Regions from separate parts of the Mus musculus genome. Here regions 1 and 3 are each linked to region 2. A link is a loop called in an ENCODE intact Hi-C map of the cell type or tissue named here. Cell type or tissue: heart. All regions are shown on one strand. Links, peaks and the distances in the headings refer to the core of each region. The heading gives the core; the rest is flanking DNA. Region 1 overlaps Adarb1 (adenosine deaminase, RNA-specific, B1). Region 2 overlaps Adarb1 (adenosine deaminase, RNA-specific, B1). Region 3 overlaps Adarb1 (adenosine deaminase, RNA-specific, B1).

Region 1 (10,923 bases), core at 1,344-9,343, 64 kb after region 2:
TAAAACCAGGTAACAAGGCAGGGTGACAGTCATTGTCGTCTAAGCCTGGGATATGGTGTTTTCTTATTATGAGGACAGCTCAGAGCAACGGTGTAGGGCTCAGACAGAAACTCCCATGCTCATGGGGCCAGACAAATGCTATCTTGGTGACCCTGTCCCCTGGGATCTGCTAGAAACATAGGTCCTGCAGTCATCTGCCTGGCTGCTTAGAAGTTAAACTGAGCCTTAGGCTTGACCTCCTGTGGTTACCCTTCCATCTAGGAGAGAACCTTCTGCTTGCTTTTTCACAAGCCAGCCCAGCCCTAAGCATCATTTCTGAACATTATGCCTGGTTTCTTTCTCTCCCGTTGCTGCTTCAGTCGTTGCTTTACATGTGCATGTATCCTTCCACAGGTTCCCCCCCACCTGCTGCGCACCAAGATCACTAAGCCTACCACATACCACGAGTCCAAGCTGGCAGCGAGGGAGTACCAGGCTGCCAAGGCCCGTCTGTTCACTGCCTTCATCAAGGCGGGGCTGGGCGCCTGGGTGGAGAAGCCCACAGAGCAGGACCAGTTCTCCTTCACTCCCTGAGCCAGGCGGGTGTCGAGCACAGAGTGCGAGACTGTGATGCCGAACTGTCCCCCAGAGCCTTGCATCTGAACTGGGACAGGTGTGCACCTCTGGGACGGCATGGGGAGTCTGGGGGAACCACTGGACATCAAGCATCATCCTCAGCGGCTCTCACCCCAAAAGGGCAGCGTGGGGATGTGTAGGGTGCCGGGCACCTCACTTCTGAGTAGGGATCGGGTACACAGTGGGGGTGCATGGGGGCACAGGGGCCCATCACCACCCCTCGCCACACATTTCCCCTCTTGAGCTACCCAGTGACCGCTTTATATCTCAGTTTACATTAGACATTGAGTTCTACTGAGTAGGGCTTCCTCAAGTATAGGAAAATAGAAATTACTTTGTGTGAGATTCTTGAATAAATAATTTATTCAGAGCTAGGAATGAGATTTATAAAATAAGAAGTAATTATGTCAGGTCACTTTTATGCCACATTATTTTAATTGCAAAAATTAAAAATAAAAGTGTTTCTATGTGAAAGAGCACGAGAATATAGAGGTAGGAAGTAGAAGAGAGCCACCACGCGCACATCTGTGTGTGGCTCCTCTCCGTAGGTCCTTCACACTTAGGTTCTCACAGTAGGTTTTAACAGCTCTCCTGGGGTGGCCCCAGCATGATACGGTGTGACCTTGGCACACAACTGGCCCTGCATCTGGGATGCTGTGTCCTAGAGTCACGACCTAGGCTCTGCTGCCCCAGCTGCCTCTAGAATCTTCCATGCTCCTGGTTAGGCTCAAATCATGGAAAACCCTATTTGCTTCTAAGTCACTGAAGGTCAAATCCATTTATAGCCTGTCCCAGCTGGCCATCATGTGGGGGTTCTAACCATATAGGTTTTGTGACCTAGAGGCACTCAGTAGGGCTGCTACACACTCAGAGCACAGCCTTCCTTCTGCCCCTCCCTTGGGATCTGGTGGGTGGGAACCACTGACCGCTCAGAAGAGCTTCAGAGGATGGGAAGAGTTGTAGGCAGGTACCATTCTTGGAGCGTGCCATGTAAGGCATATTACTAAGGTATCCTTCCAGAGAAATTAACCATTCAGGTTGAAGCTGGTGTGACAGTATGAGCCTGGAACGCTGCAGACCAGACATTGGTGTCTCGACAGGCAGGCCTGGGTGCTCCTGGCATCTTGGGGCTGACCCCCAAGATGCTACTCAGCACCCTCTCTGCACAGGGTGGACCCCTGGACCTCCTGTGCTCAGACTTGCCCCAGGTGCCTTGTCACTTCCACTCAGGATTAGGGAGGAGTAGAGGGAGGAGGGGGAGGAGGGGCTGTGACTGTCATCCCAGTGTGCCAGCCTGGTCCAGCAGGGTCGCTCTGAAGAGAGAGCTTCAGGGCCGAGAGCAGAGCGGGCGCAGACTCATCCCTCAGCACACGTCTGCCACGGCTGCATCCGGGGCTCTGACAGCCATGTGGCTCTGAGCTGTTCGCCCAGGTGTCCACGCCCTTGACACACTGAGAAAGAAACAGGGCAAGAGCATAGCCACTGTAGGTTCCACCAGATTCCCAGCAGACCTCAAGAGGCCGTGTGTCATTGCTTAAGTGAGATCCACTTGTGTCTCCATGTCCAGAGCTCTGTCATGTCCTTGTGGGTGTCTCCCATGGTTCTTGTCCTGTGGGGCTTGATCTTCGAGGCATGAAGGTCCTACCAGAACTCCCTAGTGACACGTGCTATCTCGGATCTCCTCAGTTCACCACCTGTCCCCCTGAAAGGGAGGCCTCCCAGGCAGGATTGTGGGCCCTGCGTGCTGTGGCAGGGCCAACTTTGGGTGAAACGCACTGGGGTTCCTTAGAGAAACGGTCTCATTTTATCACAGTACCATGCCTTCCCCACAGGCTCCTGCACTTTCTAGAAAGAAAAACACACACGATGGTGTGTTCTTTCTCTTGCTTTTAAATTGTATTTTTTCCAGTGGAGATGGGAAGATAGATTTAGTTTGTTTGCTGTTTTTAAGTACGTTTTGGTTATAAAGTGTAGCAAAAATCCCATATACACTAAAAACCATGCACTACATCTGGCTTTCCATGTCAGATAACAAGGGTGCCCAACCAGGAAGTGAAGGTTACATGCAGAGAGCATCTGAAACCACAGGAGCTGGTCCTGCTTAGACTTGACCTAGGCCCAGAAAGGAGGGAGAGTCAGGAAGTACCCTGTGTCGAGGAGGCAGCACGGGGCATGCGCCACCTTGCCCTGCACCCAGGATATAGTAGCTCAAACAGCCCGTCTGTGACCTGAGAAAAAGGAAGCAAATACTGATTGAAGACACTAAGCTCTTTGAGCCTCTTCCCAGAGGTCCCCATGACGGTAGCTCATGCCCAGGACCTAAATGTCACAGACTCAGCAGAAAGCTTGACATAAGACCCTGATGGAAATGTCCTGGATACTTCAGCAGGTACGGGAGCTTCAGCCGGGCGTGGTGGCGCACGCCTTTAATCCCAGCACTTGGGAGGCAGAGGCAGGCAGATTTCTGAGTTCGAGGCCAGCCAGGGCTACACAGAGAAACCCTGTCTCGAAAAGAACAGGAGCTTCTCTGCCCTGTATACTTAGCTAGAACAGAAGTATTAGTTCCACAAAGCAGTATCTCTCAGGATTATTTGGGCCCAGCATCAGCGGGGCTGTAGCTAAACAAAAGGAAGGCATCATCGCCAGGAGTCGTGGGAGGGCTGTCATGTTTCTACAGAGCAGAGACTCTCCACGTAGATGGAGGCAGGGTGAGTGTGGTGTCCATGCCGTTAGCCCTGATCCCTAACGGTATCAGGTAAGTAGCACCTCCCCTAGCAAGGGACACCAAAGAACAACTTTGAATCTGAATCTGAGTCTTTCAGCATTCTGACTATTTTGAAGTTTGGTTTTGTTTTTTGTTTTTTTAATAATTAAACATATATTTGTAAGTGTGCAGGCCATCGTTTCATAAGGCATTGCTCTCTGTTTATTTTACCCCCCACCCCACCCCACCCCCAGCTCCTCTTGCCTCCAGACTGTACATGCTGCTTGGTTTTTTAATCTTTACTTTCAGACAGGTGCACCAAAGGTGGGCAGCCACCAGAGAGAGGATCAGGAATGTGGGGTGAGCTGCACCGCACCCTGGGCCAAGATAGATGCACAGTGCAGGGGCAGCTTGTCATTCCCAAAACACTTTACTCCAGAAATGTCAGCTCTCCCCGTCAGTGACTTTGCTCCAGAAAGAGAAAGAAAGTGAGCTGAAATCCAAACCTGTAAGTTCTCGAAATTAGGGAACCTCCCCCCTTGATCCCTTGATACTGTCAGCCCCAGACTACATCGTGAGAAGGGCAGAGTGTGTGCGTTCAGTGTGTACAGCTTGTGTGTGTCCTGTCCTGGCATATCTGTCATGTGACAGTCTCCCCAGGGCTGAGGGGTACTCACCCACTCTGCAGCTGCGGACTGCTCCACACCGGGGCTACGGGGTTCATGAGATATTAGGGAATGGGAATTGGGAAGCCTCTGACCCGCCAGGGACCATGAGGGAGTTAGTCCCGCCGTCTGACCAGTCATGGCCGGCTCCTCAGTGCACTTCCCGTCTAGTTCCTGGGGAAATGGTCACGTCTCTGTGGTAGTGCCTGTACTTTCTGTTTGCCGTTTGAACGACAAGTGCCCAGCCTCAGAAGCACTTAACTGTAGCCACAGCAGGAGCTGATGGTGCATAAGGGACTGGTGGGCCATTCTTCTGAATGGAACACAGTAGGTTAAAAGCACAGTTTGTGGAATGTTAATGGGATAAGCCCCTAAAAGCTGTTAGCTTTTCCAGGCTTTGAGTTATATACTTTTAATTTGATTTTAGAGTTTGGACACTTTACATGAATGTAACTCAGCCAAGAAACGTGTTGCTAAGATACAATCCTCAGTGTTCTCTGTATGTATATTTCTGTATATACCACATGTTACAGCCTGCATGAGCTTCCTCACACCAAGCCCAGCCGGCACTGAGCATGAGATGCTGTTACATGTAGACAAAGGACTGAGATGTTCTCAATAAAGACTAAGACGTTTCACTATGACCTGCATGGACATTTTCCTTTTCACGCTGTCCTCGTGTCTATTGCTCTCCATCGTGGTTTGAAAGGTGTGGGTGGCTGTGGGTCTTGTGTCTGGTCATGAACACTGCACCGAGTGCTCAGCGCGTTTATCCACCTCTGCCACAGGGTGCCGTAGAAAGAAGGGCATTCATGCTTCTGGGAGAGTCGGCTACAAGATTGCTCTCGTGTGGTCTGGAGAATGTATGTGTGTTCTGTCAGAGAGCCTGTGAGCAAATCCACAAGGAAGTGACCATGGCTGCGGGACCTGGGATGGTGTTTCATGTCCCACTGAAAGCACCTATTTGGTTGATATTTTTGTAATTAAATATAAAATAAATATAAAGGTGTTCTTAAAGAGTCAGAGTCGTGTGCGCCATGTGTCTTTTAAAAACAGCCCAGTCAGAGACATGACCTGCTTCTCTGTTTTGGAATTGGTCAGGGAGTAAAACCAGGTCAGCTAAGAGTTTGACTTTCTCTACCAAGTGAAACACATTTGCCTTTGGTTGTTTATCTCAGGCTGAAAAACAGGGAAGGCAAAATGAAGGCCCACCACGGTTAACCTGTGTGACTTCTCTGCTCCTTTCATGCCCTCCTCTCCAGGGTCAGAAGGCCGCTTGGGTAGGTCTCCGGCAGCTTGCTTCTCTACTTGTGTCTTTTATTTTGTGTCAATGAACCGAATGTTCTTTAAAGTATCAGAGCTGAAATGGCTGGAGAGATGGCTCAGCGGCTAAGAGCAAATGACTGCTCTTCCAGAGGTCCTGAGTTCAAGTCCCAGCAACCACATGGTGGCTCACAACCATCTGTAATGGGATCTGATGCCCTCTTCTGGTGTGTCTGAAGACAGCTACAGTGTACTCACATACATGAAATCTTTAAAAAGAAGAATGGTCACGTGAGCAAAGGTCACACGAGTTCCAGCTGAATATAACCACCATGGCAAGCTGCACGTGGCAAAAGCATGTTTTTTTATAATCTGAAATAAGCTCACACCTATCCTCTGCGCCCGCGGGGAACACAAAAGAAAGTTCTGTGGTTTTGAAGAAACTGAGGTCACAAGACTCTGGTCTCGATTTTTTTGTTCGGCTGGGATATTTTTGTTATTTTAATTTTCTCACAAGCACTCAGAGTTCCCCTCATAGGATCCCATTCTTGGACTGTGTCCCATCAGCAACCTGTCCCTTCCTGTTTTGTAAATACGAAGGAGCATTTGATGAGAACACTAACAAATGAAGCAAAAGCTACAATACAGTTAGAGCACTTGCCTCACGGGAGAAGCCCTGAGTTCCACCCTCAGTCCCAAAGAAGCTGGAGGGAGGAGAGGGGACACCCGAGCAAACACGCTCGGAGCCATGAGCGAGAGGACACAAAGTCTTTTCTCATTCTTCTCCGTGCATGACCCAAATGTTCACCTGCATGTTACAAATTAAGACTCATTTTCTTTAAATATGAGATGAGCCAAGTAGCTATATTAGACCCACATGTTTAAAAACCTGACTTCATTGCCCTCCGTAATTTCTTCTCTTCCAGGCCATCTACTGTATGTAATTCATTTCTCATGGTTTTCTTTTCCAATATCCCTAGAAAAGCTTGCTAGCACTCTTGTTTCTGTTGGAAAAGTAGGTCAGGTTTTTCTTTTTCTGATAGAAAATAGGTCTGACTTGGTTCACCGGTGTGACAAGAAGGATTAGGTCACATGGAGGACATGTGCTATAAATAGAATGTGCAAAGTCTGCGGTCCCACAGTTGCAACGAAAGTACATTTAAAATGATGATGTAGGAAAAGCACCTTATCACTATTAAATTGGTGGGGTGCGGGGGAGAAACACTGAAATTTGCATCTCAATGTCCTGGACCCCTTCTGAATGTATTAGGCTTAACTAGGTGACAGAGAATTACAGGTAAGTGGCAGCCCCTTGAAAAGTGGTGTCATAAACACTGTGAGTCAGGATGACAGGATGACAGATCCTCCAGCAAGCCAAGTGCTTTCTAACCCTTTGCTTTAAAACACTTGAATGAAAACCTCATTGATTTGACAGCTGATGAGGCATTAAAACCATTCTCACGACTTTTAAAAATTTTAAAGTGCCAGATTTGAAGGCTATTACTTAGGAATTCTGAATACAGTCGAGATTATTGCTGTGACTTTTTAAATTCATCCAGTTTCTTTTAAAAAAAAAACAAACATTTATTTATTTTATGTGTATTAGTACACTATTGCTCTCTTCAGACACACCAGAAGAGAACATCAGATCCCATTACAGATGGTTGTGAGCTACCATGTGGTCATTGGGAATTGAACTTTAAAAATTAAAAGAAAAGGAAAAACTGTGATATGTGAAAATAATGTTATTCCAGAATATTACTAAGAAAGCCTTTGACCAGACTAAATTTAAGTTTTGATTCGTAAGATGTTTTATAGTAGAGAAATTAGGATGATCACAACTTTGAGAAGAAAAGGAACATTATATGAGGTCAACATCTCTGTCCAGATGAAGACTCCATTCAAGAAAGACAGCTGTCTGAAGGGCCAAGAGCTTGTTCTCCTGCTCAATGGAGGCAGAAGTGGTGGGTGGAGTGGGGAGACACACTCCCTAAATCAGATCTCAGCAGACCAGTCACTCACACCTCCACAGATGTTCTGGAACCGTTTCTTTTTTCTTCTTCTTCTTCGAGACAGGGTTTCCCTGTATAGCCCTGGCTGTCCTGGAACTCACTCTGTAGGCCAGGCTGGCCTCGAACTCAGAAATCCGTCTGCTTCTGCCTCCCAAGTGCTGGGATTAAAGGCGTGTGCCACATGCCTGGCCCGGAACCGTTTCTTGAGCAAGAGCCAAATGCACTGAGAGCCAGAGAAGTAGTCCCAAAGTTGGAAACCTGGGTGAGGTGCCAGGAAGGAGAAAAGGTGCAGGCAGAATACATGAACTGGAGCCAAGTAGGGCTGGGAGGATTCGGAGTAGCTGCAAATGTAGATTCTCAAGGAGAAATGTAAGGGCTAAGAGATGATGAGCAACATCAGAGTCCCTGCTGTAAGTTCCTTCTGAGCCGGCGCAGGACCTCCCCAGTGTGGGTGGGGGAGATAGGATTAGTAGCCACTCTGTTGGCAAACTGGTCACCCCACAGGTAGATTTCCAGCAGATACTACTGCTCTGAAGACCCCCCAGAGTGCTCCCTAAACCAGAAGGCCATCGGTGAGCGTCTGCTGAGCTGCGGCCCAGAACCTTTTAAGGCCATGTACTCTGCTGTGAGTACATCCTGCCCCTCCACTTCAGTCTCCTTAAACTCCAGGACATGGATCTTCCCCTCATCAGAACAGAACCGAGCCGTTGCATAAGAATGTGGATGAGGGCTTATGTGGAGATGGGATAGTTTTAAGAGAAGTCAGAGGAGGACCTGTGTTTTCTCTTTCACCCTGAATTAATCAGCTTAATGCGGATGCCTGGGTGCCCCAGAGAGATACGGAATCTGCTCCAGACATGGATCTGCCTTTCGTTGTGCATTCTAGAACTTTCCCTATAAACATCGACTCATACTAAGTAATTAGGACCTGCGCAGTAATTTATTTTTTTCAGAACATCATGAAAAGGATATAGTTGAGAGCAGTCTTTTCTTGGCATATGTCAGACTTCCTGGTATTTAGCTGTCAGCTGAGTATTGTCACCTGCCAGGCAGGGTGCTGTCAACCCTGTCACTTAGCCCCTCGTCCTCTCAGATGTGCAGCCTGTTTGAAGCTGTGCTGCACACTTGGATCAGCTCCCATCACCTGCCCCCTGTGAATGGAAGGGAAGGAAATCTCTATAACTACCCGTCTGTCTGCTTATGCTGAAGCTGTGGACATAGCTGATGTCTACCAACAAGGATGGAGACCCAACAAGGATGGAGACCCAGCTATGGGTGACCCAAGTTCCATATTAGAATTGTGCTGTTTTGATGTTGTTGTTAGTTATTTGTTGTTTCAGCTTTGTGCTTACTATCTGGTGACAACCATGAGAGACCACAGTGTGCTACCAGCCCCATAGCAGGCTCTCTCACCTAGCCATCCAAATGGCCTGGAAGCCTGTACCAGGCCTTTGCCCAGGAGTGTAGCTGTAGCACAGGACACATTATAGGAAGATAATGAGGCTCTTTGTGGTGGTTTGAATATGCCTGGCCCCAGGGGCAGGGGGGACACTATTTGGAGGTGTGACCTTGTTGGAGGAAGTGTGTCACTATGGGCATGGACTTTAAGATCCTCTTCCTGGCTGGGCGTGGTGGCACATGCCTTTAATCCCAGCACTTGGGAGGCAGAGGCAGGCATATTTCTGAATTCGAGGCCAGCCTGGTCTACAGAGTGAGTTCCAGGACAGCCAGGACTATACGGAGAAACCCTGTCTCGAAAAAAAAAAAAAAACAAAAAAAAAACAAACAAACAAAAAAAAAAAAAAACAAAAAAAACACCTCTTCCTAGCTGTCTGGAAACCAGTCTTCTCCTAGCTGCCTTCAGAGCAGGAGGTGGAACTCTCAGCTCTTCCAGCCCCATGCCTGCCTGGACGCTGCCTCACTCCTGCCCTGATGATAATGGACTGAACCTCAGAGCCTGTAGGCCAGTTCCAATTAAATGTTGTCCTTATTAAGAGTTGCCTTGGTTGCTGGGCAGTAATGGCACATGCCTTTAATCTCAGCACTTGGGAGGCAGAGACAGGTGGATCGCTGAGATCGAGGCCAGCCTGGTCTACAGAGTGCGTTCCAGGACATCCCAGGCTACACAGAGAAACCCTGTCTCAAAAAAAAAAAAAAAAAAAAAAGAGTTGCCTTGGTCATGGTGACTGTTCACAGCAGTAAAACCTAAGACACTCTTGAAGCCACAGGACAGCACATTGAGACAGTCTGGTGAAAAGGGCCCAATACCATGTCTGCTTCTGAGGGAAGCTCAACAATGGAAGGGCTTCAGTCAAAGAATCAAGGGACTTAGCTGAAAGCTTTCCTCCCCTCTCTCAGTGAGACCTCTACAAGACAGAGTAAAAACCAAGCAGCTAACTCTTATGTAGTTATCTGGGGTCAGGGTTGAACTCGTACTCATGGCTGAGTGAGGTCTGGACTGAAGAAGAGTTGATAGCACACCCATGGGACCTTGTGACATGGGAACTATAGAGATGAGACCACAACATATATATGAACAAGACAGGCAGTGATGAGGAGGGGCTGGAGAGATGGCTCAGTGGTTAAGAGCGCTGACTACTCTTCTAGAGGTCCTAAGTTTAATTCCCAGCAACCACATGGTGGCTCACAACCATCTGTAATGGAATCCAATGCCCTATTCTGGTGTGTCTAAAGATAGCTACAGTGCACTCATATAAAGAAAATAAAAATAATTCTTTAAAAATGTTTACTTAAAAAAATAATAGTGAGGTGGAGCTTCATATTGGGAGGAGAGGGTACCAACGGATATAAGATGACATCTGGCCGTTCTACTCAGCAGAGGGAACAGCTGGAAGTTATCCAATCACCTGGAGTGAACTGGGGTTTTCATACTTGTCCCTGGGCATGGTCTCCAAAGATATTTTCCTTGTATGTCCTCATGTTTGCCTGGGGACTGTTGAGCTTTATCTTCAGAAATGCTCCGGCTTCAAGTCTGAGTCTTAGAATAAGACAGAGGGACTGTGAGTGCTAGAGCTTCGGAGTATATGGCAGGGTAGAAGAAACATTCGCTTTTACAGGCAACCAGCCAAGCTCATTGCATGTTAGTCTTCATCAAAACACTCCTCCAGTGATAAGTTTACGTGAAAAACTGAGTAGCGGCTGGCCTGCGTTAGGACAGCAGAGGGGACAGACAATATGCCTTTTATTCCATACTAATCACTATCAGATAGTTACAGCTTTCCCCCACCCCCTCAAAAGCAGCCTTCAATTCTCTGCACAGCCTTCAATGTTCTGCAGAGTACCTAAGCAACTGTTAACCTGTGTCAGGATCTGTTAGAGTTACTAGGAAGCACACAATACATGGCTCAGCCCCGTGGCCTCCAAAATGCTGAGGTCAGCCATGAGCAGGTAAAGCCTGCTTAATTACTTTCCTTCTGCAGTAATGACTCTCAGTTGGCTTTGTTACTCGTGTGGTGTCTTGAAAGGGACTAGTCTATGAATATTCTGGCCTTGGAGTCTGACTTGGTGTTTGATGACAAAGCTATCCAATGCTTGCTTTTAGTTGGAAAACAGGTCAAAGGGCCAGTGTGGACTTGTGGTGGTCTCCTCCTGTCTCAGTGAGAGAAACAGCAGTAGCAAGAAATATTTTCAGAGCTGAGGGACA
Region 2 (10,923 bases), core at 1,914-9,913:
GTTAGGGTATTCTGTGTGGCCAGCAAGATTTAAATGTGGGTGTAATGTGTGCATTGACTTGTGGTGGGTAAGTGAGCCAAAGCCTGACTCATTACTGTGTATCCCCTTTAAAAAACTCATAAGAACATGTTTAACATGGTATAAGCTTATATAGAGGAATTAAAATTCAGAGTATTGAGTCAATTGCACATGCCTGTAATCTCAGCTCCGGGGAGGTGAATGCAGGAAGATCTCAGGAAGGCCAGTCTACAAACCAGAATATTGTTAGAGTTCTTTCCTGAGCTGGTGAAAAGCCTTTAACCTTGAGGTAAATAAGTGCCAAGTAACTGAATCTTTTATTACAGAGTGAAGTGTGTCAGGCTGGACATGGAGAGCCCAAGGTGTGGCTAAAGGAAGCTCGTCAGCCCAGTGCATCACGCTTGCTATTTTAGTGCTGCGGAGCAATGAGCTCACTTTGCTTGCCCTGAAGGAGTTTTGCCTCAGGATTTGAGACAAAAACTAAACAAATTCAAGGTAAGTAAAACCTTTTTAGAATCTCTTAAAATCTGACCAAAGGTGACTTGTGCAAGGTGTGGTGGCAGAGGCCTGAGTTCCAAGCCCTCAGGAGACTGAGACAGGAAGCCTGGGATGTATAGCAAAGTCCTGTCTTTTTAAGTGGGGGGAAAAAGTTTAATTAAGTCCTTTGACTTGCTGTTGAAATGCATTTTCCTGAATAATCCCAGCACAGATTGTTACCCTGAGCTAGTTCACACGCGTCTTCCTGTGGCCACAGTGTTACCCTGAGCTAGTTCACACGCGTCTTCCTGTGGCCACAGATCATCTTTAGACCTCACATCCCTTCAGCTGTGCTCGGGGCTGCCTCAACTTCATCACTGTTGATAAAGCCAGTGCTTGGTACCTGGTACTGGGCATGCCTCATGAGAGCCTTTTACCACTTACCACTTTTTTCTTTGAATTTCTTTGGTGTTTAGTCTTTATGGCTGTCAGTCAGGGTAGCATCTGTTCTTGTAAAAGCGCTAGTATGAAGGTAACTCAGTTACAGCCAATATAAAAGAAGTTTCTTCTCGGTGTGGAAGTGAGGGAGGCTGGGAGGACTATGGCAGTCCAAGGGTGCTCAGCACGTGTAGTCCTAGCACGTTCCTGGCTTTGCTGCTTCCTCACTTACAGGCTGAAGTTGAGAGGCACCCCTGTGTGGCAGCTCCAGTGTGAGCCATCCACTGAACATCAAGGCTAGCCTGCACTGCCGACTAGAGAGCCTTGGGTAGCAGTCAGAGTCAAGGCAGTAGGTGCAGTTCCCAAGGATGTACATGTGGGCAAAGCAGAACAGCTCCTGACATCACTGTGTTTGGGGAGCAGCAGTGGGCTCGCTTCTGACCACTGGGTTTTGAATTCGTACTAAGACCCTTCCTGTGCCCACAAATGTCCCAGAAAGAAACCGGGAGCTTTAAAAGAGATTCGGTTTCATCCACATCTGATGCTGATCTTTTTGTGGGACACGGACAGGCAAGAGGCGGGAAGAACAAAACCGCAATCCCCTTTATCACTGATGTGCCGGCAGTCAGTTTTATTTTCACGGATAGCCCATCTTTGAGCTCCATTGGAATGTGAAGTCAGTTTATCTGTAACCAGAGTTTTCTGAGAGACACTGCAGATCCCAGAGCTGAAGTGAGTCTGGAGACTAAGGAAGGGTTCACAACGCCACTTTGAGCTCCGCTAATGACCGCCTGTTTTTAACATGCCTCATAGGTAAAGCGTTGCATTGATTCGGTCATGTATGTGAAGCAGCAGGATGAGCTATTTATATCCCTTTGCACTGTTGTTCTTAAGGAAATACAGCAAAGTCAGGCCACAAGGCACCCCATGAAGCATGTGCCCAGGAAGTAAAGCTAAAGGCCGGAGTGCTAAACTCTGAGCGTTGTCTCCTCCTACTGGCTCTATGAATCAACGCTAGCAGCAGTGTAGACACAGTGTGTTGCTTTTACCTCAGGTGAAGCGAGCTAATATTGTAAACAGTTTGGTGTTTTGATTTTTTTTCACCTGGTTTGAAGTAAAATAAACATGTAAGCTTTGGGCTACACTAGTCCTCCTTCTCTTGGTTACCACATCTACTACTTCATAACAGGTACCCGCCTCAGACAGGTGTGGCACGGTCCTGGGGACTTTGCGTCTAGTGCCGGCAGGGTGGCTGTGCTACCTTGGCATGGTCTTTTAAAAGTGGTATATAGCTCAGGGATTGCTTCTGACAGAGGTATCAAGTACTGGGGTTCCCTGTTGAGATGGTGCAATCCTTTGTCCTTTCCACAATGGTTGCATTGCTGAAAAACACACAATAAAGATATGTAAACATCATTGTGCTTGTGTATAAAACACCAGTAGGCCTTGGCGTAGCTCACGTGGACAGCTTTTGGTGTGTGTACTAGTCAGGGTTCTCTAGAGGAACAAGAACAGATAGAATGATCATCTGTATGTGAAAAGGGATTTCTTCAAGTAGTTTTCAGGCTGTAGTCTTGCTTGTCAGACACTGGCTGTCTCCTAACAGAAAGGTCAAGAATGTAGTAGTTGTTCAGTCCATGAGGTCAGATATCTCAGAGGATTCCTAGAAAGCTGCCAGTCTTCCGTCTGTCCTAAAGCATCCTGGAAAAGCAGGCTCTAATACCAGCAAAGGAATGCCTCAGCAACAGGATAGATGAACAGTGAGGGTGAGGGCGAGTAGGCAAAAGCAGAAGTGTCCTCCTTCCATGACCTTTCATGTGGGCTGCCACCAGAAGGTGTGGCCCAGACTGAAGTGGGTCTTCCCACTTCACATGATCCAGTCAAGAAAACCCCTCCCAGGTGTGCTCAGCTGCTTGGTTTTGAGTTGATTCCAGATGTAGTCAAGTTGACAGTCAAGGTTGGTCATCACAGAACAACACACAGTTCTGTTTTGGGAGGGTCTTGCGCATCTTTGAAGCCTAGAAGACCTGCCTGCATCACTGATGACCAAACCCCCATACCTTCATCTGTTGCCGCAGCTGGACTCCCTTCCCACTGCCTGCTCTCACAGTCCAGCTGTCTGCCTGCCTGGTGCGTGATCCACAGTTCTCATGACGACCTGGCCAAGATCAGGAACACCTCCAGGAACTGGTGCTCAGAGGACTCCAGGGCTAATACAGGGGCTGCCGGGGCAGTAGTCTGGAAGGTGAATGAAAACTCATCCATGAGCTGGGAGGAGTGTACCCAGAACCCTAAGAAACAGAGCTCCTATGCACAGGACCCTTCCCAGTCTTGCCCTAGGAACCTGTTCATGGGCTCTTTGATTATTTCCTTCAAAATATTCATTATAGGGAATGCAAGGCTGGTAAGGTTTCTCAGTAGGTAAAAGTGCTTGTTGCCAAGCCTGGAAACCTGAGTTTGATCACTGGGATACACATGGTAGAAGTGATCTAACTAACCTCATACAAATAATCCTCTGAGGGGTGTGTGAGTGTGTGTGTGTGTGCTCACATGTCCATGTGTACATGCACAAACCTTCATGCACGCACGCACCCACACACACACAGAAATAAATAATTATAATTTGTTTTAAAGAAACTGGAAGCTGGAGTGATGGCTTAGTGGTAAAAGGTTGATCTTTTAGAGGACCTGAGTTCAATCCCAGCATACGCATGGTGGCTCATAACTATAAGTCCAATTCCGGGGCATCCAGTGTCTTCTAGCCTCCGTAGGCACCAGGCTTGCACATGGTACATGGACATTCATGTACGCAAAATACCCTGACATATAAACTAAAAATAACCAAGAAACTCTAAGTATGAGTAAAGTGTTTCTCTGAGTCCTGGGAGCTCTCTGAGGACAGGTTATGAGAACTCTGACTTGGAACTGGCCAGACAGGACCTCCAGAGGCCTGGGCTTGAGGCTCTGGGGACAGGACCCTCAGCCATTGGAACTGACACACCTCACATGGCCCGTTTCAGGACTGCACTGGATCAGAGGTATTGGCCACTCAAGAGCTGGTTCCTTGCTTACTAGTGGAAAGAAACCATCATATGGGGGCACAAAAACGAACCGTTGTGGGAGTCCCACAAAAGAGCAGTGCATTTTCTTCCAGCCCTATTAACTCGCCCTCATTTACAGAAAACTTTCATGTACCACAGCAGATCAGAAGGGCTGCGGAAGATCACTGCTGTCTGCACTGCTGCTTTACGGAGAACTAGAGTAGCTTTCTCAGCAGTCCCTGTCACCCTAGAGTTTTAGGATCACTTACTTGCCATTTTATCTGTAACTAATAGCTACACCTAAGAAATATATCCATACCAGGCTTCCCTGGATGAAACTTCTCCTTAGCCTTCCTGTGCTCAGCAGCCACCTGTGCCTGTTGCTCCAGGGACCCACTGTGGACTGTGAGAACCATGGGGGCACCATGCATTGAAGGCAGAGACAAGGGCAGGTCATCTACAAGACTCAGTAACTAAATAAAAACAACGGCTATTGCAGGCAGAGTGGGGAAAAATCATCTTGGAAACCCAGGGACATCTGAGGAAAGATCAAACTGAGCAACCTGGAGCAGGTAGTTTCTAAGGAGCAAGACTGGGAGAGGCAGGCTCACTGCAGCCACCAGACAGTGGGAGGCTCCAGGAGAGGAAGGCAGGGAACCAGAAAGGCCTCCTGGAGCTGAGGAATTGCTGACCACAGTTGAGAGTTTATTAGACATGTTGGAAAAGGTAAACAGGTGTGCTAGTCAGATGAAACCAGTGGCAGGTGTGCTCTGGAGCTCTGTAGGCCCTCATGGAAACTGCTGCCCCGTGTTCTCAGCTGGTACTTGGTTATAGAGCTAGCATGATGCTGAACACCGCCCTAAGGGTCTAACGCCCACAACTCTCCAACCTCGTTATAGCATGGAAGAGGGCGTTTGCTGACCCATGGCAAGTCCCATGGAGGCCCTTGTATATAGGGCTGGATGGAGCCAGCAGGGGTACAGTCTACCCACTCTGTGTTGAGAAGAAGCCTCTTTGTCCTATCTATAGATGGACTGGTGAACAGCCTTGCCAGCCTGTTCTATAGAGATACTGCCATGATCCCAATGGCCTGGCTCTGCTTTCTATCATGATGCATCCCCTGGTGATACATAGACAGACTCTGTAGTCCCTTACTGTAATCTAAAATGGGGGGCCAGGAGGGACGGACGGACAGGGATCCTCTGTTTGAAATATGTTTGTCTTGAACACTCTCTCCTTAAAGGCCTGAGCTGAGAAAACGGCAAACTCTCTGGATTTGGGGAAGAAACTGAGTTGCTACTTTCACATGTACTGTGGGCTTTTGGTAGCTGTTGCTATAGGGGGCACCATTCTAAAGAGTACTTTTTACACTCTACGTATTTGTTCTTTTACCCAGAAAATGTGCCTGCCCTGTGGATGGGCCCAACTGCAAGGAGAGTTGGGTAGGACCACGGGACCGACCTTGGAGCAGAGAGCCCTGGGCCACCACAGACTGCCTGTTGTGCAAGGAGCGCTGAGACCATAGTGTAGCCTCTGATTAGGAGCCAGTGCTACCCAGGATTCAGTCCTTGTGATCCTTTGGTAGGTGCAAGGCTAGTCTGTGTTGAAGAAGAAGGGGACTGCTTAAGTTAGTGACCTAACATTATTTTCACTTTTAAAGTTTTTAACTTGTCTGAGTAAAACTTGTTTTAAAGTACATCAAGTTTGAGGTTCTAAGTAGTTGCCTTCTCTGTTGGGGCTCTTAAGTTTTTCATGATTGAAAAGGGGCCTGGAGATTTGGCAGAGTCTGAACTTACTGATTGGTTCCAGCAAGGTCCCATGGGAGACAGTGGGCAGAGCTTAGAATACTGCAGACCCTGGGTATCTCCTTCACCCACAAAAGCTTTGCCCAGGGAGCTATCCACCATGGCAGTTGACCCCCTTCCTTAGTCTCTGGCCTGAAGCAAACTTTATGTGGTCTGTCTGATTCCCTAGAGTTGTCAGGCTTTTATGGCCAGAGACAATCAAGGCCCATTGACCACCCAGAGAAAGGGTGACTGTACAAAGGACAAAGTCAAGGCCAGGCACCTTCTCTCAAATATGTGTACCCACTAGTGGTCTTAAGCAGAGGCGTGAGCCATCTGAGAACGTTGGCAACATGAAGTGGAACCAAGTGCAGGAGTCTCAATAAGTAATTTAACAGATCTGTGAGGACCCCTAGCCAGGAGTAGGGTGAAACAGAAGGGAACCAGCAACCTAGAAGCCACAGAGAGTGGAGCTGGGAGAGCCTGTGCAAGTGCCCAGGCTAGGGCACAAGTCTAAGGAGAGACTTAGAAGGATTTTGACCTATTCCAAAAAATATGCAGTTTCCATCACACTACTACCTCTTGCCCTCTGCAGTCAACTTCCATGCCCCAATAGTTACCCTGGCTCATTCTGGCCTCAGCATGCCCTGTCTGAAGGAAATGTTCATATCTGCTGTGCAGCTCAGGTATCAAGCATCAGCTCCACCCACTGGCTATCATCTGCCCTGAATCTAAAGCAGCTCTGCTGAGTGGTGTCTTCTGGACAGCAGGTGGTGCTATCAGACCACTCCAGAGAGAGCAGGCAGGCAGCAAGATGAGCAAAGCTGTTGAGTGGATGCGGGGACATAGCAAGTAGACTGAGTTACAGTCCCTCCTGTTTAACATGGAAAGTGTGGGCTTGCTATCCCCAAGAAGGGTGCATGTGTTGTTACCACTTATTTTTTATGGTGTATTAAAGAGTAAACGCAGTGCTTTCACCGTAGTTGGACAGTGTTGTTGCACGTAGACACAAGAGTCTGAAGGTTGGCATGCTAGCATGGCTCTTCACCTCAGTCAAGCCCTTTAGTGCAGCATCAGTCCTGACAGCTTGAGAACCACCAAAACTGAGACATACCTGCCAGTGCTAAGCAGGTCTGCATGCCCCGGTGAGCCCAGGATTTGTCCCAGGGCTACCTCATGTGACTGGCAGATGGAGATTCGGGGAAGTAAGAGAATGGGCACTATATACAGCCTGGTCCATTAGAGGTGGAGAGGCTTTTGGTGGATGCCATGGAAATGTATGGACTATGCACATGATGGACTGTATAACTCCATTTTAAACAAGCATGGTGTTAATCACTGTAAAGCAATCGATGGGTGTCTGTTCACCTTCATACAGCCACTCAAGTGAGCTGGTACATGTGTAGGGACTGGTAGGGTGAGTGAGGACCCTGAAGCACTCAAAATAGCATGTTCCTTGGGGACCTTTCTGCTATACCCCTACCTCATCTACGCCAGCTTATAATCCAGTGTAGGCTTTTCCATTTCAGACTCAGACCCTGCCTAGATGCATCCTCCTGTGGACCTGCAGACACCCTGTGCTCTCCCTTCTGTTCTCCTTTACGCTCTTTTTGGATTCTACCTTCCTGTCCAGGAAGCTCCTGGCCAAACTTCTAAGCACCATGGGATGCTTGCTTCCTACTTTTTGCACTGCCGAACCCAAGTCCTGACTTGTGTTCCTCCATTAAGCCTTACCCCTGACTGTTCCCTGCCAGCCTCCAGCATTCTTAAAACTAGGTCAGAAGCAGATGAAAACTCCTGGTAACAGTCCTGCTTCAGTCCTCTCTGTTGAGTGGCTGCTACTTTCCCTAGGAAATCCCACATGCTGAGCCCACGGACCCCTACTTTCATCTCTGCTTAACGGCTTCGCAGTTAGGCGGGTACTAACTGCCCCTAGACACTGCCTACAGGATATGCATGCTTGATGCTAGACACTGCCTGCAGAGCATGCATGCTTGGGGCTCAAGGCCAGCTCCCTAACCAGCTTGAGGCCCACTTCCTTTCTGCCTTACAAGCTTGGAGAAGCCTTACCCCATGCTGACCACCCCAGGTGTCTTTCTTTTTTTTTTTTTTTTTTTTTTAAAGATTTATTTATTATTTTATGTAAGTACACTGTAGCTGTCTTCAGACACACCAGAAGAGGGAGTCAGATCTTGTTACGGATGGTTGTGAGCCACCATGTGGTTGCTGGGATTTGAACTCTGGACCTTCGGAAGAGCAGTCGGGTGCTCTTACCAACTGAGCCATCTCACCAGCCCCCCCCAGGTGTCTTTCTACCATCCACAGGGCATGCTATCATTTAGTTGTCTGACATTTTCTGTGCATCCTTCTTGTCTTTGTTTGGACATAGGTTTCCTGACAGCAGCTATGTGTCTTTTGTTTCCTGATGTCTCTCAAGCACTGTGGACATGCTGTGTGTAGTGGAAATCCAGTAAATATGAGATAGATAAGGCAATATTTTGTTGGTTTTCTTATTAACAAATACTTGTGAGATGTTTTAATATTCTTTGAAGAAATGACTTAGTGGTTACAGAGGACCCAGTTTGTTCCCAGCACCCACTGGGAGACTCACAACCATCCAGATCCAGTGTATTTAATATCTCCCTTTGCCCTCCAAGGGCACACACATGTATACATAACCAAATTTAAACATTTTTTAAAATATTATATTGAGGAATGCTACATTTTCTCACATGTAGATTTTTATATAAATACCCAATGAATAACTGACTCAGAGTTTATAACTCAAACTCTTGAAAGAGTAGACTATTTTGTATGTGTGTGGGTGGGGGGGTTATTTCACTTAAATTTCCACATCACAGTTCATCATCAAAGGCAGTCAGGAGGAGTTACAGAGACAAAGTTCAGAGCAGAAACTGAAGGAACAACCATCTAGAGACTGCCCCACTTGGGGATCCATCCCATAAACAACCACCAAACCCAGATACTATGGCAGATGCCAACAAGAGTTAGCTGACAGGAGTCTGATATAGCTGTCTCCTGAGAGGCTCTGCCAGTGCCTGGCAAATACAGCAGTGGATGCTCACAGTCATCCATTGGACAGAGCACAGGGTCCCCAATGAAGGAGCTAGAGAAAGTACCCAAGGAGCTGAAGGGGTTTGCAGCCCCATAGAAGGAACATCAATATGAACTGACCAGTACCCTCAGAGCTCCTTGGGACTAAACCCAATCAAAGAAAACACATGGTGAGACTGGTGGCTCTAGCAGAGGATGGCCTAGTTGGTCATCAATGGAAGGAGAGGCCCTAGGTCCTGTGACGGTTCTATGCCCCAGTATATGGGAATGCCAGGGCCAGGAATGGGAGTGGGTGGGTTGGGGAGCTGGGGGAGGAGGGAGGTGATAGGGGATTTTTAGAGGGGAAACTAGGAAAGGGGATAACATTTGAAATGTAAATAAAGAAAATATCTAATTAAAAAATGTGAGCAAAAAAATAAAAAATAAAAATAAAAGAACTGGAAAAAAAAAAAGCAACCAGGGCAAGAACCTGGAGGCTAGAGCTGATAGAGCAGCTATGGAGATCTGCTGCTTACTGGCTTGCTCCACATGCATTGTGCAGCCTGCTTTCTTATAGAACCCAGGATCACCAGCCCAAGGGTAGTACCACCCACCATGGGTTGAGCTGTCCCCCAACAATCACTAATCGAGAACATGCCATTTGGGCTTGCCTGCTTAATGCTAATGGCATTTTCTCAATTGAAGTTCCCTCCTCTCTGACGACTCTAGCCTTAGTGGAAGCTCAACTATCTCCTGCTACTGTAGCTAAGGAGGATAATCCAAATTTGGAATTTCCATGGCGGGCCTTCAAGCCAGAAAATGTGGGGTGGGGAAGTAGTTGGTCTCATCAACCTGGATCATTAGGAGCCAATTAATGTATGGGTGGAGTAGATGACGTTTGATCTCTGCTACATTGGGTGAAATAATACTTAAGTGGTCCCAAGTGAATAAGCTTACAGTTTTGGAAAAGAACAGTCCTGATCCACCTCTTTACAAACAGACAACTCCCAAAAACCCTCTCTCACCCTAAACAATAAGGCAATAAAATGTTTTGAATAATTTTATGTATATGAATGTTCTGCCTCTATGTGTACCATGCGCATGCCTGGTGCCAGTGGAGGACAGAACACATTGGGACTTCTAGAACTGGAGTTACAGATGTTTGTGAGCCACCACGTGGGTGCTGTGCATCAAACCCAAGTCCATGAAGAACAGCCAGCCACAGAAAATACTTTTAAAAATTAGTATTGGCCGGAGCATCTGTGAGAGCCATCTTCCTTCCTGGATCCCACCAAGACTAGTCTACACAGGTGAGAGTGTGGACTACAGAAGTTAACAGCTTCTGGGACAGGCGGGAGCCACAGAGCTTCTGTGGCAGACCCCGTTTCGGGGACCAGACATCCGGGCACCTTCCCTGCCAGAGGAGAGGTGTCTGCCCAGCCTGGGAAGCCATTGCCGGAACATCTGCCGGAAACATCTTGGTTCCCGGATCCTGCCAAGACTAGTCTGCACAGGTGAGAGTGTGGACGACAGAAGCTAACAGCTTCTGGGACAGGCCCTGTTTCGGGCCTTCATCTTCTGCCAGGAGGCAAGTCTGAACAACAGATATCTGTGCACCTTCTCTGCAAGAGGAGAGCTTGCCTACAGAGAGTGCTCTAACCACTTAAACTCAGGAGAGAGCTAGTCTCCCAGGTCTGCTGGTAGAGGCTAATAGAATCATGAAAGGAACAAGCTCTAACCAGAAACAACTATAACAACTGACTCCAGAGATTACCAGATGGCAAAAGGCAGACATGAGAATCTTACTAACAGAAACCAAGACCACTCACCATCATGAGAACCCAGCACTCCCACCTCAGCCAGTCCTGAGTACCCCAACACACCTGAAAAGCTAGACCCGGATTTAAAGGCATATTTCATGATGATGATAGAGGACATAAAGAAGGACTTTAATAACTCACTTAAAGAAATACAGGAGAATACTTGTAACTGCTAAAGAGTTACAAGTCCTTAAAGAAAAAGAGGAAAACACATCCAAACAGGTGATGGAAATGAACAAAATATGAGATGGAAGAGAGAATCTCAGGTGCAGAAGATTCCATAAAGAACAT
Region 3 (10,923 bases), core at 2,053-10,052, 52 kb after region 2:
CAGCAATACCTGTGTCCTTAGAGCTGAAATAAATCTCCTAAGATATAATTTGTGCCTTTATGTTATTAATCCATTTGTCAGTCTTGTCATCTGGCAGGAAAGTTTAGTTCATTAACATTGAAAATATTCTGGGTAGGGAAGGGCCACCTTGTTATTTCTGTGTGACCTGTAGTTTTATTTCCCCCTTCATTGGTTTACTGATTTGCTTTCTTATCGTCTTTCTTTTAAAATAGCCTCATAGGAATATCGTTTCTGTTTGTATTTTCCATAGAATGTGAGCCCCCAGATGTGGATGCTGGGAAGCACACCTAGGTTCTCTAGAAGAGCAATGCCTCCTCTTAAGCCCTGAGCCTTCTCTCCACCCCTGTAGTTAGGATTCTGACTACATAAAACACCTTAATATCATGGCTTTCTGTTTTAAACCGGTAATGATGCAACTTCAAATATGTATGGAAACTCTTCCTTTCTAGCTCCACTCCCTCATGCTTTGTCAATAGCACAGATTATGTCTCTGTATATTTTATACCCACTTACATAGATCTGTAGTCAAATTTATTTAAATTCGGTTAATCAAAATTACAAGCCAGGTATGGTGGTGTATACTCAATCCCAGCTCACAGAAAGCTGAAGTAGGAGAATCCTTTGTTCAAAGCTGGATTGTATAGTGAGACCCTAAGTAAATAAATAATAATCAAATAAATAAATATACTATTTTATTTATAATATTTATTATAAATATAGTAAAAGCCTGTATTTATTGTATGTGATAGTTAATTTTTAGTATTTATTTTCACTTATGGGTATGTGTGTGTATCTGTATGAATGAATACTGTAAATGTGAGGGTGACTCTGAGGCCAGAAAAGGGCACCTTGGAGCTAGAATTATAAGAGGTTATGAGCACTAATGTGGGAGCCAAGACCTGAGCTCCAGTCCCCTGAGCTCTCAACCACCGAGCTGTCTCTACAGCCCTGAAGTTACCGTGGATGTCTCTGTGTTTACCTTTGCAGGAGAGCCTCCTCACGTTTTTATCTGGCTTCTGTTTCTGTTGCTGTCTACCGTTCTGATGCTTCAGCCTGAAGGACTCCCCCCCCCCCCCCCCCCCGGCTGTTTCTTCTTAGGTCTAGTAATGATGCAATTCTGCCTGCTAGTGATCCCGGAGAAAGTCCCAAGTCCCCGTCATTTATGAGGGATACTTGAGGACATCTTCCCACTGCTTTCTGGGTTATAAGGTTTTTCCTGGGAACCTGATAAGCTCTCTTTATACGGGTATTGACTTACCACTGCTGTGTAAGACTGTCTGGACTAGGTTTAGTTGTAATTCGCTCAGTGTCAGTTTCCTATTTACCTTCATTTCCAGTTCTTTGCCCTTGAATCTGTGTGATCTCTTTCTTGCCTTTGGGTTTCAGGTAATTCTCCAAATAAACTTTCATTCCCATTTTCTTTCTCTCGGAATTCCCAGGACTTGCATGTTGTTCCGCTCACTGGTGTCCCTAAGTCCCATTGCCCGTCTTCATTTGTAGTCTTTGTATTTTTCTAATCTACTCTATAATGGCGTTGATGGCCAGTTTTCAGCTTCACTGGCTTTTTCTCCCATTGGTTCCACAGCCGAGCTTTTCAGTTGAGTTGTTTTCTTCTTGTCCAGAATCTCTCATGTATTGATAACGTTCCCTCTGTGTTGACAACCTCACTTTCTTTATGCAATCTTTTCATAGAGTTGTGTGCCTGTGCTCTTTTAGCTAATTAGCCATATTTATGTTATTTTTTTATTTTATATACATTGGTGTTCTGCCTGCATGTATGTCTGTGTGAGGGTGTCGGATCCCCTGGAACTGGGGTCACAGCACTACACTTTCCTTGTAGGCAGGGATCACTAAAGTCATGCCAGATAAAACTGACTGTCCTGACCCTTCATGGCTGTCTCTGCTCACTTTTACAGTGGTCTGTATCCTGTAGATTCTCAGTTAAGTGCAATTTCTAACTTACTAATATTTACAGAAGTCCCACACCGGTGACAACGAAAGCCGTGTAGTAAGAGAGAGCTCTGACCCTCAGCCAGCATCGAGTCAGGGTCTAGAGTAGGAGCAACCTTGATGCTCTGCAGCACATAGGCACGGGTTTGAAGGGTGTGCTGAGAAGAGGAGTCTCTGCCTTTAGCTAAAGGGGAGACCACACAAACAAATGCCAGAGTCAGAATTTTAAAACTCTGTGTCCTTTATTTCATATTTAAGAAGCATTGCTTTGAAGAAAAGCACAGGCAGACTGATAGAATTTGGAATGACAGATGTTTCCAGAAAAGCCAACAAGGCTAAGGAAGTCATGGTCTAAGAATATCATAGGGGCCAGAATGATGTCAGTTGGATGTGAGGCTTCCAAAGAGGCCACTGTGTAGATCTGAATGTGTAGAAGGCTGGGCAGAGGCCACTTGCTCCTCTTGTAGAAGAGCACTGAGGGCTGGCCTAGGCTAAGGATGGAGAGGGAGGCGCTAGAGATGACCATAGCATCCAGCTAGCCAGGTGTCAAGAGCAGCCTCAGAAGGGCTGCCCTTAGGACATTGAGAGGCCCTAGAAGAGATCTTAGTCTGTGGCCGCTGCCACTCGAGGATACAGGGAAAGACAGATCCAAGGACAAGCTTATTTGACACATTGGCTTGCTCCGGACAGGTGGTAAGTAGGCAAGGGCTGCTTCACGGATGGGGAAGGAGACTTCTACAGAGGCATGGGAAGCTACTGGAAGAGTCACGGCACATCAGGGTTATTTTGAAGGTTACAGATGCCTTTCTCTGAAGGTTATTTGTGACATGGAAGCAGAAAGAAAGGAGACTCGCCGAGCAAACTGTTGTCCTAACCCGGCTGCTTGTCTGAGCTAGGGTTGTGGAAGGATGTCATGCACAGACAAGTGTTTGCCTTCTTGTTTGTCTTCCAGTCAGTGTCCTTGGATGCTCAGGGCCAGGTTAGGCTCTGCAGTAGATTCAGCTGACAGTACTGTGCAGTCCATCTTCAAACAATAACCTAAGGAAAACAAAACAGAAAAGCCACAGACCAGTCCTGAACCCAGCATGACAGGCCGAAAGCTAGGCGGTGGGAGGACCTATTGTCTTTCAGTGACAAATGAGTCCCCTTCCTGGGGCCTGAGCAGGGAAGCCCCTCACCCAATGCCCTGGCCCAGGTGGGCATGGAAACCGGGCAGGTGTTTCTAGCTGTGTGTGTGTGTGTGTGTGTGTGTGTGTGTGTGTGTGTGTGTGTGTGTGTTACTTGGTGAGTGCTTTGCTCCATGGAATCTGGCTGTATCTGTGTGTGTGTGTGTTAGTTACTTGGTGAGTGCTTTGCTCCATGGAATCTGGCTGTATCTGTGTGTTTCTAGCTCTGTGTGTGTGTGTGTGTGTGTGTGTGTGTGTGTGTGTGTGTTAGTTGCTTGGTGAGTGCTTTGCTCCATGGAATCTGGCTGTATCTGTGATGTCCTTCCTTGCCCAGTGGTCTGACGCCTGGAAAGTGAGAGTAGCCGTTATTCTCTGTAAGGCTGATTGACATGAGCTTGTCTTTCAGTGGAGCTGGCTGAGGGGCTCTGTTTTCTGCCCAGTGCCTCAGAGCTCTAGAAGCTCCTGGGATCCTCTAGGAAGTGTGTGCTCAGAATTAATGACTCCTGACAGATGCTGGTTTCTGCAAGATTCTGCATTCCTGCCCAGGGGACTGAGTTCTGCTTAAGTTTCTAAATCAGCAGGTTTCTCATCTGCATCGGAAAGGCGCCCTTGGGTCTCCAGAGCTGAGTCATTTCAGATGTTCTGGGGGGGGGGGGGATGGCTATTCAAATGTCTTTTTTTGGAGGGTAGAAAGAATACATCCTAGGGGTTACAGGTTGTCCATTCAGCATGTTGACCTTCTTTGTGGGAGACTGAGGGAGGTCATAGAAACCAGAAGTATAGGTTATATAAAAGGCTGTGAGGGAGCTCAGTGGATGGCACCTCATGCCCAGTCCTGTAAGCCGAAGCAGGGAGACCAGCCAACCTGGAGCCCGGGGCTGAAGCTTGAGGGGAGCTGGTAAGAGAAAGTTGGCCTGCTGGACATGGGCTGTTTTCCGAGGACCTTTTTGGGGGTTCATGTGAGGGAGTGGACTAGACCAGCCAATATCTTCCCAGGGCTGTGCCAGCTGCTATAGGGAGAGACCAAGGGCCAGACCCCTGGCTTCCTTCAGAAGGCACAAATGGGAAGGGCAAGAGTGGCATCATTTGCCCCTGGTGTCACTGTGATTCCTGTCCTCTCCCATCACATGTGACACACACAAAACTTGCTTGGTATGCAGTAGTTTTCAGGTTACCCAGCTTCTCTCTTGTCTCTGGGGTGAAGAGAGCAGACACATAGTAGGCCAGCAGTGTGTCAGAGTGTTGTCCTGCAGACAGTGTTGCACTGTCAGACAGTGGTATGGTGACTGCCAGCCCATCATCTCCAGTGCATGTACCATACACACACACACACACGCACACGCACACGCATACGCACACACATTCCACTGTCTGAGGAGCTCTACATGAAACTGTAGCCCTGGATCAGGACACTCATTCCCTGACTGAGCAGCCATTTTATTAGAAGCAGAAAAAGTGTGTGTATATGTGTAGATGTATGTGTATAGGCAGGTGTATATGTGTAGATGTGTATGTGTATAGGCAGGTGTATATGTGTAGATGTGTATGTGTATAGGCAGGTGTATATGTGTAGATGTGTATGTGTATAGGCAGGTGTATATGTGTAGATGTGTATGTGTATAGGCAGGTGTATATGTGTAGATGTGTATGTGTATAGGCAGGTGTATATGTGTAGATGTGTATGTGTATAGGCAGGTGTATATGTGTAGATGTGTATGTGTATAGGCAGGTGTATATGTGTAGATGTGTATGTGTATAGGCAGGTGTATATGTGTAGATGTGTATGTGTATAGGCAGGTGGGCGTAGCCCGTGTAAGGAAGCAGGCTGAGCAAGCTGTGGAGAACATAACAGCAAGCAGCACTTCTCCGTGGCCTCTGCTTCAGTTCGTGCCTTGAGTTCCTGCTCCGACTTCCCTTAGTCCTGGAGTGTGGCTTCCCAGAGTTTTAAGTTGAAATAAACCCTTTCCTCTCCAAGCTGCTTTTAGTTTCGACCTTTTATCACAGCAATAGAAACCCTAAGATTATGACCCAAAATTATCTCACAATACAAGGTAATTTTTAAATAAAATTCTGTTTAAGACTTGAGCTGCTAAATCAGCCGTTTTCACTGCCGTCTTCGCCTTTTACAGACCCCCACCCACCCAGCGTTAGCCATGAGTCTCTGCGATGTCTGCATGGGGTGCCATACCTGTATCTCCTGAGATGTGCTTGCTTCTCCCTGCAGCTGGAACGTGGTGGGCATCCAGGGGTCCCTGCTCAGCATTTTCGTGGAACCCATCTACTTCTCCAGCATCATCTTGGGCAGCCTGTACCACGGGGACCACCTCTCCAGGGCCATGTACCAGCGGATCTCCAACATAGAGGACCTGCCACCGCTCTACACTCTCAACAAGCCCCTGCTCAGCGGCAAGTACCCTCTCAGCCGTCACCTCCTGCCTCTGTGCCCTGAGCTCACAGTGTCTGATTCCTCCACATTGAAACGCCCCACCCGGAGCCAGTGTACGGCTGCCAGGCAGCAGCAAAGCCATTAAGAGGGGCACAAGACCTTGTCTCTGAGCCTCTTGACCTGGTCACCAGGGCCTTTTAAGGCAGTCCTTCTACAAGATAAATGTCTTTCCACAGTTGTGAACCTTGCTATGTGCTACAGAAGTTGCAGGAGCCTGACACCTCTGTGTTTTCTCATGTACCTTGTATTCAGTCCTGCCCCAGTGGCAAAGACTTAGGCATTCTTCCCAGACCGGCCAGGCTGGGGCTTGGCGACCATTCATCCTCACTGAGGTGCTGCTATCCCAGTCACTGCTGGCATCTACCACCCAGCCCCCTCTGCACTGGGACAGATGTGGCAGCCACGCTGACCACTCACCTCTCCTTCCTTGGTGCCTCTCCTGCCCTTTACACCTTTATTCCTGGTTTCTTTTCTTTTTTAGAGTGTCAGTGGCTATCAGTAAAGTGAACAGGAGCTTTTGAATTCAAAGGTCCTAACTTCTAAGCCCACCCTTATTTAAAAGGACACAGCTAAGGTATTTTTACTCTTTTAAAAAATAACATTTTACTTACTTCTGTAAGCTCAAAACTAAAATCATATCCTAAACTAAAAAATGCTTTTCTGGGGGCATGCATGTGTACTCTGCCTCTGTGCCTTGCTGCTAGCGTGTCTTTAACCACAAGAAAGCAGTGTGGACTTTTGTTTGACAGCATGTCTGTCAGAGCATTAGAAGTATGCAGGGAAAGATGAAAAGTATCTAGGATCAAGTATTGCAGCTCCCTATTCCCTAAAAATTTCTTTTTTACTCATAAGACCTGATAGTTAGATTGAACTTTGGAGTATTGTTAGGACATTAATCTCCCATGAGTCGGAAAAACTTTCAGTGTGGTATGTTTGGGGGAAGAGTGCTTCACTAGCTATTGCAACAACAAGGTATTTGAGGGTAGATGCCTTATTATAAGAGATGTTTGTTTAGCTCACAGCTTTGGAGACTGAAAGTCCAAGATCAGGGGCCTCATCCCTTAAGCAGCTCATGGGGGGTGGGGGGGTAGGAAGGCATCACAACAGAGAGAAGAATGCATGCAGAGCCCACGGTGAGGCTGGAGAGTTGGCTCAGCAGTTAAAAGCACTGACTGCTCTTCCAGAGGTCCTGAGTTCAATTCCCAGCAATCACATGGTGGCTCACAACCATCTGTAATGGGATCTGATGCCCTCTTCTGGTGTGTCTGGAAAAAGCTACAGTGTAGTCATATAAGGATCCCTGTTTATAAAAACTTGCTCTCGAGCCATTCTGTGGTGGCACACACCTTTAATCCCAGCACTAGGGAGGCAGAGGCAGGTGGATTTCTGAGTTCGAGGCCAGCCTGGTCTACAGAGTGAGTTCAGGACAACCAGGGCTACACAGAGAAACCCTGTCTCAAAAAAAAGAACTTGCTCTCCAGAACCTAACCAGGGCTCTGTGAGAACACGGATCCCTTATGAGGGTATGTCCCCATGACCTATCCTCCTCCCCTGGGCCTCAGTTCCAAAAGGTTCTTCCACATTGTCCCCAGCTCAGTAAGTACGAGCTGCTGCATCTGTCTGGCCTGTAAAGAGCACAGTCCACCCAGATCCACGACACTGTGAGTGCTCAGCTCCAGCTGTCACACTACCTTATATTCACATTCATGTGAACGTGGGATACAGGACGCACAGATGCCCCCAAAATAGCTGAATAGACTGTGTGAACCGTATTCCCTCAATATGTGAAATCTGAAATGGACCTCATTCATAAAACTCAGATGTGTTTGACCATGTTTTATATATATGAAATTCATATATATGTAAAAATGTAATGACAAATATCTGCAGGATAGACTATGTATGTAAAAGAAAGTGTTCACCCTTCCCCTCCGTGTCATCTGTACTCCTCAAGGCATAACTCTCATAACCCTTCATTTTTGCAGTCCCTGCCCTTGGCCTATCTACCGTCCCAGAGACCACACCCGCAATGCAGCCAACTCAGTTGACTCTGCAGGTGGCAGGGCCACGCCCCTCTGTTGACTGCCTTGTTGGTAGCATAGCTTGTGTAGCTTGTGTGCCTCAGTTATTGGGATAAACCAGCTACCTTTTCTGGTCCTCTGGAAGAGAAGTAAGGAAGTATGTATGGCCCAGTTTCACAAGGTAGAGTGTGACTCACGACTGAGCCACCAGACAGCCCCAGAGTCATTGCAAGGTGCAAGCTGCCTGAGATAGTCTCCTTTGGAAACAACAGTGCATTGCTGCTGTTTGGCTTTAGTGAGGACACCGTTGGACTAGGAAGCCTGAGAGGCTGGCAAGGGTTGGCCCAGCAGAAAGTCACGTGGCCCAGGGATTGAGTGGAAGGCAGGCAGACACGCCTGCACCCACAGCCCATAGCAGTCAAGAAGATGGAAACATACCACAGTGGGTGTCACAAAACAGAAGTTGATATCTTCCTTCATATACAAGACCCCAGTCTTAGTAAGTCTCCGTCACAGCATAGCCTTTGCAGCTCTCTAAGGTGTTGTCTTAGGTCTAACAAGTGGCTGGAACAAAGGGACCATTGGGACATAAGCCAATTTCTGTCAGCTGCTTGCTGAGATGAGCAGATATGGTGCAAAGCTCAGCCCCCTACGTTGGTGTTGTCTGTGAGAGACCGTGCTTCCTCTCCCCTTTTATCTGTGGGAATGACAGCTAGTGTACCATGTGGATTGTCAGGCTTCAGGGAGCAACATGAATCAACACACATGCACACACACAACACAGGATAACTAAATTCACTAAGACAAAGTGACACAAAAGTTCACAATCAGGATATGAAATCCAGCACTGGGCTGCTGCTTTCGTTTTCTTTTGCTTGTCTTATGTGCAGTCACATTTGAAATAGTTTTTTTGCCCTGTGAAAGCAGATTGTAGAGAACTTTCTGATGCACTCTGAGCTTTGGCTTTGCAGGCCAGCAGTGGTTTGTATCACAGGCGTGTGCTGCCACACTCAGCTTCTCACGTGAATGCTGAGGATCCGAACTCAGGTCCTTTTCCTCACACTTGGGGGACCAGCACTTTACCTCCTGAGCCATCTCCCTGGCTTCCTTTCTATTGGCTGGAAACAGGAACCCCTCGGGCTTTCTCAGCAGCTCTTTCCTGTTAGCTGCTTATCCAGCACCTGTATGTTCCAGGGCAATCTGGTGTCAGCTCCTGTCCAGTAGGTTCCCCGATTTTGATCCTCCGCTGACCAAGACCATTATCCAAGGCTCATTGAGATATAAGAGGACAGTACAATGGTGAGGACTGCCCCCACACGAGGAGGGCTCTAGAGCCTGGGTGGCAGACAGACTGCTAGGATGATGCTGGGGTGGACTGGGCATTTAGTACTAGTAGTACTAGTTTTAAGGGCAGCATTGTTACAAGAATGGGCAAACAAGGGGGCATGGGCATACGATTCCTAGGAGCACAGCCTGTGTGTGAGGGAGCTCTGGGGAGACAGTAGGATGGCCGGGCCTTGGGGAAGCTCTGCTCCTCCCTGCAGGAGAGCAGTGGCTGCTCATTCTGGCAGGTTCACAAGCAGCAACCAAACCACTTCTGTAAAGAAAGTAAGTGACCATCCCAGCTACTCTGCTCCTGCCTTAAGGAATTGGTTATCAGTGGATGCAGCTTCTCATGTCTGGTGGCTCCCTCCCATGTCTAGAGAGTCTCTTGACTACCATGGGCAGGTACCTACCGTGTACATGGCCTCCCTTAAAGTTCATGCCTTGGGGCTAAGGATGTAGCCGAGTGATAGAGCACTTGTCTTTCATGTGAGCTCCCTTGGTTCAGGTCCCCTGGAAGGAAGGGGTGAGGTGTTCAGTTTATTATTTGCAGAATAAAGACTAGTGAGTTTCCCTTAATCTACTAATAAGGACTAATAATAATTTCTAAAACACAAACCCATGGTAATCATAAATATCTGTATTGATTGTTGCATATAGAATCCATTTCTTATCATTCTGTCAGGTGAGTGTGCCTTTGAAGTGAAAATAAGAAAGCCATCAGTGCTGCTCTCCCGATTTAGTTGACTCCACTATGAGGCCACTTCAGAGTTTCTCTGCAGTTTTGTGTTAAAAGTTCTCATTTAGCACACTTAATTTACAACAACTGGGGACTCTCATTACCCTCCAAGTCGTTCCTGCTTTTATTTGTCTCTGCACAGTGGCCTATGATCAGCTCATTACCCTACTTCTCACTTAGCAGCCCCAGAGAGATAAGTTGCTCATGGGTGTCCGCCCTCACGATGTGTGTCAGCCCTGGAGACTGGAAATGCACTCGCGTGACCGTTTCTAGCCTTCTGCTCAGATAAAGCATATGGTTAGATTGGAACCTCGGGCGAACTGTCTTCTTTTTGCCTTATTTGCTCTTGTTTTTTTTTTGTTGTTGTTGTTAAAGATAGCAATTTACTTAGGCTTAAAATATAAGGGGGGAAGAGTTGCACTTTTAGAGTTTTACTTCTTAGTTAATTGACCATTTGTTTGTCTTTAATGTAGAATCTTGCAGGCCTGATATGCAGGATTCACACAACAATGGTCCTTCATTCTAGTCTTATCACACAGAAGTAACACAGTTGGAAGGGAAGATGGCACAGTACAAATAGCCATTTGTATACACACAATCCAATTTCATTGTGGTCAGAGGATTCCCACAAGTTGCAGCTAAGTGGACATTCATACCTCCTCCCTCAGGCCAGGAACTGTCTTGATAGCTTCCATTCAGCAGTTGGGTAGCTCAGCGACAAACCCAGGAAGAAGCAGTTGCAGATCCTGAGGTGAATCAGAAGCCAGGATCCATGTGAGAAACTGCAAAGGGTGTTGTTCTCAGAGGAAATGATGGGATTCAGTAAGTAGGCCAAGAGGCCGAGTTGTCCAGCAGAGCAGCAACCTTGCACAAGATCATTTTCCTTCACACACGTCAGGAAGCCGTCTTAGCTGTTAGGAAGCCGGGTACGCTCAGCACGCATACTAATTGACAAGAACCCTGCCCGGGTGGGTAGCACTGGGCCAGTTGTTCGTGCGGACAGCGGTGAGACTTTCCTTTAGAGCAGTGCCCGTTCTTCTAATGTCTGACCTCACCATTTTTTTCTTTATAGGTAGTCATGTCTGGGACCAGAACTGTGTTTTGAAAAGCTCTAGAGAGTGTGTAAAGGCTCTTCTCTCTCCTTTCCCTCTCTACCACTCCCTCTTCCTCCCGTTACTTTCTTAACAGGCCTTACTGTGTAGCCCAGGTTGACCTGGAACTCTTGCCTCGATCCTCCTGCCTCAGCCTCCTGAGTGT

The links. A loop is a pair of places that touch in the nucleus more often than their neighbours do. Peaks named below come from ENCODE experiments on the same cell type or tissue, not always from the same donor. Only the 100,000 strongest peaks of a DNase experiment are listed, where the experiment ranks them.
Region 1: a loop joins it to region 2, with 4 times the contacts of the local background. A loop is called at or near these places in 29 of 42 quality-filtered maps.
Region 3: a loop joins it to region 2, with 2.4 times the contacts of the local background. A loop is called at or near these places in 7 of 42 quality-filtered maps.

What each region holds. Positions count from the first base shown.
Region 1 is chr10:77,284,432-77,295,354 of GRCm38, reverse strand. It overlaps Adarb1 (adenosine deaminase, RNA-specific, B1), which reads left to right. Exons shown (of 11, transcript NM_001024837.2): 11 at 394-4,628. The coding sequence ends at 573. Among named protein-coding and RNA genes, the nearest start is that of Pofut2, 31 kb to the right of the region's middle. In heart, for the core only: a CTCF peak has its summit at 5,500 (motif pointing left); no DNase peak of the experiment used is centred there; H3K4me3 peaks cover 221 bases; H3K27ac peaks cover 3,171 bases.
Region 2 is chr10:77,349,157-77,360,079 of GRCm38, reverse strand. It overlaps Adarb1 (adenosine deaminase, RNA-specific, B1), which reads left to right. Exons shown (of 11, transcript NM_001024837.2): 2 at 345-513. Among named protein-coding and RNA genes, the nearest start is that of Adarb1, 64 kb to the left of the region's middle. In heart, for the core only: CTCF peaks have their summits at 1,937 and 6,506 (motif pointing right); a DNase peak (open chromatin) is centred at 6,509.
Region 3 is chr10:77,297,793-77,308,715 of GRCm38, reverse strand. It overlaps Adarb1 (adenosine deaminase, RNA-specific, B1), which reads left to right. Exons shown (of 11, transcript NM_001024837.2): 9 at 5,362-5,543. Among named protein-coding and RNA genes, the nearest start is that of Pofut2, 44 kb to the right of the region's middle. In heart, for the core only: no CTCF peak of the experiment used is centred there; no DNase peak of the experiment used is centred there; H3K27ac peaks cover 451 bases.